2 separate regions of the Homo sapiens genome follow, and region 1 is linked to region 2. Evidence: chromatin contacts called from ENCODE Hi-C data. All regions are on one chromosome and are shown on one strand. The core of a region is the stretch at or near the end of the contact, and the rest is flanking DNA. Distances in the headings are between cores, read along the strand shown. Region 1 overlaps MAP3K5 (mitogen-activated protein kinase kinase kinase 5). Region 2 overlaps LOC101928277 (a long non-coding RNA gene).

Region 1 (3,728 bases), core at 561-3,060, 1.8 Mb after region 2:
GAAAAGAAAAAAAGAAGGATGTTACCTAGGAAAACTCAGGAGGCATAGCTGATAGGCTTTTCTAAATGAACACACTCAGCAGGAATATATGATATAATTTTAACTAGAAGTAACTAACAATAATGCTTAGCAGTCAAGGGCAACAGGCTTTGGAGTCAGGCAGTCGTAATCCCAAATTTTCCTAGCTATATCACCTTAGGCAAATGATTGAATTTCTTTGAGCTTCGGTTTGTGATACTAAAAAAATGCTAATAGAAAATACATCTTACAGAGCTCTTTTAAGAATTATTATTATTATTATTCTTTGTTTTGTGATTTTTTTGAGACAGGGTCTTGCTGTGTCGCCCAGGCTGGAGTGCAGTGGTGTGATCTCAGCTTACTGCAACCTCTGCCTCCTGGGTTCAAGAGATTCTCATGCCTCCCAAGTAGCTGGGATTACAGGCATGTGCTGCCACACCTGGCTAATTTTTGTATTTAGTAGAGACAAGGTTTCACCACGTTGGCCAGGCTGGTCTTGAACTCCTGGCCTCAAGTGATCCAACTGCCTCAGCTCCGCAAAGTGCTGGGATTACCACACCCAGCCTCTCCTTTAAGAATTTGAAAATGTATGCAGATAAAGCACTTGGTACCTAGCACATAGTGAATACTCAATAAGAAGCAGATAATATGTACAAGATAAATGAGCACAGTTTAGACATCATTAGCCTTTTTAAGGAACTACTTCAATCAAATGCCAATAACACTCCTAGACAAAGGCTAGCTTAAAACAATAAGCCAGTTTATTTGTCCCGGACATATGTGTGGTAAGATTAGCTTTATCTCTTTCTCTCAAATGTAAGTTTGCTTCATTTAAAAATACTTCCCTAGGAAAGAATGGGCACAAAATTAAACCACCAGATACTAGCAGGAGCAAGAGCAAAAAAATGTAGAAAGTAAAAAATCTCCAACATAATAGGGCCTGCTTAAATAAACTTAATCTATCTAGGTGATCTAGGTGTGGCAGCTCACACCTATAATCCCAACCCTTTGGGAGGCCAAGGTGGGAGAATCGCTTGAACCCAGGAGTTCAAGACCAGCCTGGGCAACATGGCAAAACCCCATCTCTACAAAAAAGAGAAAAATTAGCTGGGTGAGGTAGCATGCATCTGTAGTCCCAGCTACTCAGGAGGCTGAGGAGGGAGGATCACTTGAACGCAGGAGGTCATGGCTGCAGTGAGCTGTGATCACGACACTGCATTCCAGCCTGGGTGAGAGAGCGAGATCCTGTCTAAATAAATAAATAAATACATACATACATAAACTTAACCCAAAGAAAAATGAAAAGAGCTAAATAAAATAATTCCTTCATCAAATGCTAATATGGGTTGCAAATAGCAGCAAATCAAAATGTCTAATTAAAAATGAGTTACAACATTTTATGATGTACTAATTAAAGGGGTAAATCTGGAGGAAAATTAAGGAGGGGCTTAAGGATTGCTCCAGGTAAAGGATTGCTCTAGGATAAAAAAACAGACTTAGGACAAGTAGGGGCAAATCTCTTAGAACTGTTTCAGAGTATTCTGGAAAGGGATATACCTGTCAATCACCAGCACAATGCCTGGCATGTAGTAGGTATGTTTGCTCAATGAAGTTCTGCAGATTTCTCAAAGAAAGCCACACATGCTTTAAATACTCAGAATGCAAAATACTACTGACTTTTTTGCATGAAATATGGGTTAGAGATACTCATATAACAATTGCTAAGTCATTAGTAATATGGTTAAGGATTCTAGAGCTCAATGTCCCAAGGTTGGCTCAGATTTGGGAACTGGAAGACAGAGCTGAGAAAAAGCCACATGAAGCTAGCTGGAAGTTTCACAAAGGAAATGGATGATGGCAAGCTCAGCATGCGATTCACTGAACTGTGGGATGCTTTTCAAAGAATCACACAGTGTAAAATCACTTGGCCTTGCAAAAAGCATTTTAGGCAAACTTCTTTGGATGGAGGAAATGCCTTTATAGCAGTAAGCTCCTATTACTGGAGAGAATGACATCGAGACAGGTTGAATTTTGTAGACAAACATAGTAAGTTTCTCCTCCTTTTCTCCCATCTTAGTTTAAATCATACCCTAGTGAAAGAGGAAGGCAACTATTTGGGTATACTCAGAATTTCTCAGAGCACTTTCAAGTAGGAAGTGTACTTTTAGTTGGGAGACTGGTGGGCACCATGAAGCTCCCAAAAGTGACAAAGCATGGAGGCTTGACCATACCTTATGCAATCTCCCTTCTCCACGTCGGCGCTAATGACTTCCTATTAACACAGTCTCCTCCGCTACAACCATGACTGAAACTCAGAACTCAGTGTGAACTTTTTTCCTACTCGTGTCATCAAATTTCTACAGTGAATTCTCGATAAACCTCCCAATTTGACAAGTAATTGATGCATACTAACCAAACATATAAAAGTCTTTCACAAATAAAAGCTACTTAAAATGTTTGGATGACAAACCGGTATCCCTGAAATGCTGATGTTAAAATGAAACATTCAGTAAACAAGGGAGGTACCTTCAGTGACTGCAGAGAGTCCGAGTTAGTATCACAGTAGAGGATGATGTTGTTGGCCATGCTGAAACTTTCTCTCACCCCAAGGTGGTAAAACAAGGACGGCTGCCGGAAGGCATCGCTCATCTCCACCACCGCAATATCTGCAAACAGAAAACAAAGTCCCCCAAAGAATGACACCCAAATAATGCCCAATCAGCACATTTTGGTTTGAATTATCTTAGTATTCAAAAGAGGAAATAAGGAAACGATAGGGATTTTCTCTCTTCATTTATCACTGAATTTTGAATTTGCAGCTCTACCTGGAAGTGGTTTTATAAAATGTAACAAACCTCCTTTTTCTGTTTTTAAGAGACAAGGTCTTGCTCTGTCACCCAGACTGGAGTACAGTGACATGATCATGGCTGACTGCAGCCTTGAACTCCTAGGCTCAAATGATCCTCCCACCTCAGTCTCCCTAGTAACTGGGACTACAGGCATGTGGCATCACGCCCAGCTAATTAAAAAATTTTTTTAGAGACAGGGTCTTCCTATGTTTCCCAGGTTGAACTCAAACTCCCGGCCTCAAATAATCCTCCTGCCTCGGCTTTCCAAAATGCTGGGATTACAGGTGTGAGCCACCATGCCTGGCCCAAACCTGCATTTTTTTTAAAGAAGAAGGAGATCATGTGATTACTGGAAACCGAGGAGAATTTGCAACGGTGGGAAGCAGGGGCTAATGCTCTCTCATAAATTTCAACATTAAAACACGTTAACTAAGGTTCCAAATAAGGAAATTAAAAAAAAAAAAACAGATTCATTAAAAAATAGCAGTAACATATATAAAACGAGATTTTTAAAAAATAAATAGGTAAGCTTATTAGTTAATCCAGAACTGGGTTTTAGAGTTAAATAACTGATATCTAGTAAGTCCCTGGTAAGTATAATCAAGAACAAAAGAGAGAAAAAAGGTATAGAAAATATAACAAAGGGGAATATAACCACAGATGCAAATCCATCCAAGGCTCAAAGATGACCAGTAACAAGGTAGTAGAAATTTGATATCAAAATTTGACAATGTCACAAAAACGAAATTTAGATTAGTCTAAAACTCCTTTATGGCTATAAACAAAAATATGAAAGAAAAACTAACAAAATGTACCAAGTGTTATAAGACCTAGATCGTGAGTTTAAAATTTATTTGCAGA
Region 2 (3,979 bases), core at 1,117-3,616:
ACTTTAAAAAGGTGTGTGTATATGTGCATTATCATATAAGTAGATGATGCTTGTCAACTTAGAGATTACCACCACCTGTGGGGGTGGGGTTAATGAAGACGAATGTCGACGTTTTGTTCTATAAATGTCTCTATTGCTTGAATTGTTACATTGAGAATATATTACATTAATATATATACACATTAATAAATACATTATATATTACTATACATTATATATACAGTATATATTAATATACATTAATATATTACATAATTTGAAAAAAGCAACATAAATGGGGAACATAAATTATAAAATATATAGTGTGCTATTCTACATAATGTCTGTGTTTTGAAATTCTTTGTTTAAAAATTTATAATTGTTCAAAAAAATTTTTAAGGCCAGGAATGGTGTCTCATGCCTGCAATCCCAGCCTTCAAGAGGCCTAGGCGGGAAGATAGTCATTTGAGGCCAGAAGTTCCAGAACAGCCTACACAACATGGCAAGACCCCCATCTCTACAAAATAAAATATATATATTAGCTGCGCATCACCAGCCTCCCAGGTAGCTGTAGTAGCTGTAGTCCCAGCTACCTGGGAGGCTGAGGCGGGAGGATCGCTTGAGCCCAGGAAGTCAAGGCTGCAGTGAGCTATGATCCCACCACTGTACTCCAGCCTGGGCAACAGAGTGAGACCCTACCTCAAAAATTTTTAAAAATAAAATTAAAATTTTAAATGAAAAATAAAGATATATAAGGGATCTTGATTGGCACTTATTCCATTTTAAGAAGTTGGGTACTAATTTGCAATTTAACTAGTTTTCCATGATAACTTATTTATGATACTTCTTTCATTCCATAATTTCTCTAACCACTTTTAGAAACTATTAATATTTTCATCAAAGCCCACATTAGGGGCTTATAAGTACCACAACTTTAATAGCTGCTGTTTATTATCTCTATATATTTCTCTCTTCAAACTTTGTTCTTTCAAGTATTACGGGCCAGCTCCTGGGTTCTAGATGCCAAGATTTGGTTATATGATTTTGGTCAAATTTCAGGAGTATATTCAGAGAACTTCAATGAAACCATGTTAGTTGGCCGGGGGTGTGGCTCATGCCTGTAATCCTAGCACTTCGGGAGGCTGAGGCAGGTGGATCACTTGAGGTGAGGAGCTCAAGACCAGCCTGGCCAACATGGTGAAACCCCGTGTCTACTAAAAATGCAAAAATTATGGCCGGGCATGGTGGCTCACGCCTGTAGCCCTAGCACTTTGGAATGCCGAGGTGGGCAGACTGCCTGAGCTCAGGAGTTCGAGACTAGCCTGGGCAACATGGTGAAAACCCGTCTCAACTAAAAATACAAAAAATTAGCCGGGCATGGTGGCACACGCCTCTAGTACCAGCTACTCGTGAGGCTGAGGCATGAGAATCGTTTGAGCCCAGGAGGTGGAGGTTGCAGTGAACCATGATCGTGCCACTGCACTCCAGCCTGGGCAATAGAGTGAGATACTGTTTCAAAAAAAAAATTAGTGGGGCGTGGTGGCACAAGCCTGTAATCCCAGGTACTCAGGAGGCTGAGGCAGGAGAATCACTTGAACCTGGGAGGCAGAGGTTGCAGTAAGCCGAGATTGGACCACTGCATTCCAGCCTGAAAGACAGAGCAAGACTGTCTCAAAAACAACATAAAACAAAAAACAAAAAAAAAGAAGAAAAGAAGGAAAACAAGAAACCACGTTAGTTGTTCTGTCATTTTTAGTTAATTTTTTCATTCTCACCTTATGTTGCTAATTCGACATAAAACTAATTTGAGAAAGGATAAAATAAGCTTCAAGCTATAACTGAAGCTTTATTTGCAAATAGTAAGCCAACATATCCAATAGTTCAGACGCTGTGACAATGTATCAGGATTCTAGGATCACCAGGCTGCCTTCACTTTGCATCTGAAACCCGGAGTGAGTGAACAGCAGCAGGGCCCTCCACTGAGAACACAAACACACCTGTGCTTCCTATTTATAGTCACCTGCTGACTAATAATACCCCCACAATGACTTTCCCGTCAAACTTCTTTACTGTAATGTTTTAACCTATGAAATTCCCACTGTAACATAAATGTGTTTATCCCAATCTGTCTGTAACTGGGTGTAAACTGGGAGGTGCTGGAACCAGTTCGCATCAGCTTGCAAGAGCTGGGTAGCATCTCTTCCCAAAGTATGTTCAATGATGTTACACTTTTGGTTTAAAATCAGCATGGTAAAAATATTTACACCACAGAAAATGGCAAACGCTACAAATCAGGGCTTCCTAGACCCCACCTCCACCAGAGCTGAGCTTTAAACATTGACCGGCACAGCACTGGATACATACATCTGTTATTGCTTAACACAAGAAACTTCATCCACACTCCTTCCTGTTCTAGATTGAGTGCACCTGGTGAAAACCACAAGGATGCTTGTCCATGAAGATTTAAAGGTACAGAGTTCACTTAGAGATTAGCAACGGGGACATATTCTATATCCTCACCCCATAAGGTATGCAGGAGGAGAAATTATGCCAAAGTATGCTAGAATCCATGTAACTGCTTTCAGTGTCCAGGATAAGAAATCAAACATCCTCTGAGCTATGACTGTGTCTTAGTCAGTGTCAGGTTCTAACTGAGGTCTGAGGGGAGTCAGTGGGTGAGTGGTGGGTAGCTGGAAAAACACTCGAGGAATCGTAGACAGTTTCGACATGGCTTTACTCTCCCTCTGGGCACGAGTGAGCCCAGGTGCAAGCTGTATGTACAGCATCAGTAGGGTAATTATACCTTGTACAGACAATAGTGGGTCCGAGCCAAGCACAAGCTCATGTGGGTGATCACCTAATGCGCCTCACATGGTGTGATTACATAATGTGTGGAGTTGTGCTCCTGTGCTCCAAACTTGCTCAGTCATGCTGGACTGGATATCTACCTTGGCCTATTCTTTTTTTTTTTTTTTTTTTTTTTTTTGAGACGGAGTCTCGCTCTGTCGCCCAGGCCGGACTGCGGACTGCAGTGGCGCAATCTCGGCTCACTGCAAGCTCCGCTTCCCGGGTTCACGCCATTCTCCTGCCTCAGCCTCCCGAGTAGCTGGGACTACAGGCGCCCGCCACCGCGCCCGGCTAATTTTTTGTATTTTTAGTAGAGACGGGGTTTCACCTTGTTAGCCAGGATGGTCTCGATCTCCTGACCTCATGATCCACCCGCCTCGGCCTCCCAAAGTGCTGGGATTACAGGCGTGAGCCACCGTGCCCGGCCTTTGGCCTATTCTTGACTGCAGCAAATCCATTTTCCTTACACTCCACCCCCTAGGCTGAGCGAGACATAGGCTTTGGACACACAGGTCTGACATATAGGCCTTACATTCCACCCTGTAGGCCAAGGGAGTTCTAGTGGGAGACATGCCTGCAGGGCAGAACCCTGGATCCAGAGGCCACAGCAGTACTACAGGGAGCAACAACTCCAGGTTATGGCGGGCAACCACCCCAAGGTGACGTTACCCCAATGCTGCTTTATACATTAAGCCAGGTTTTTATTTTCCTACCTTTAGGGGCATTGGGGCAGGCAACAACAGGTTACCTTTTGTCCCCACACGTGGTTGGAGAAGGTCATCCTTCCTCCTTCAGGTCTTTCCCTATGGCTTGGCCCCACATGGAATGGTGACTAACTAGCTACTTCTGTAACTTGCAGGTAGTTAACCACAAGGTTAAGCCTCAATAAACTGCCCAGCTATTGGTGCAGATTACCATAGGTGTCACCACCTTGGTCATCACCATTCACACTGCCCTGAGTTCAGCCCATTAGCTACTTTGTCCATACCCGGTTTCAAACCATATGGTGCCAGTACTAGGTTGGACTGCAACAGCAGTCCAAGCAGCAGTAGCACCTTGGCTAGACCCATGACTAGGGGTGCCTCAGGTCCCATGGCCTTCTCTTGCATTAAGATTACAGATCCCGGCCGGGCGCTGTGGCTCACGCCTGTAA

What was found. Hi-C counts contacts between places; a loop is a spot of excess contacts on that map. Pooled maps may share reads with other maps.
Region 1: a loop to region 2 is called in a map with no recorded cell type, with 16 times the contacts of the local background. The contact joins two enhancer-like sites. A Hi-C loop is called at or near these places in 2 of 37 single-sample maps with no recorded cell type and 1 of 50 pooled maps.

The regions. Positions count from the first base shown.
Region 1 is chr6:136,717,906-136,721,633 of GRCh38, forward strand. It overlaps MAP3K5 (mitogen-activated protein kinase kinase kinase 5), which reads right to left. Exons shown (of 30, transcript NM_005923.4): 2 at 2,545-2,684. Among named protein-coding and RNA genes, the nearest start is that of MAP3K5-AS2, 64 kb to the right of the region's middle. Within about 2 kb of position 1,811, at least 5 of the 41 ENCODE cell types and tissues checked have a DNase peak (open chromatin) inside an H3K27ac peak, as active enhancers do.
Region 2 is chr6:134,868,790-134,872,768 of GRCh38, forward strand. The region is part of intron 2 of LOC101928277 (a long non-coding RNA gene); the gene reads right to left. Among named protein-coding and RNA genes, the nearest start is that of ALDH8A1, 79 kb to the right of the region's middle. Within about 2 kb of position 2,367, at least 3 of the 41 ENCODE cell types and tissues checked have a DNase peak (open chromatin) inside an H3K27ac peak, as active enhancers do.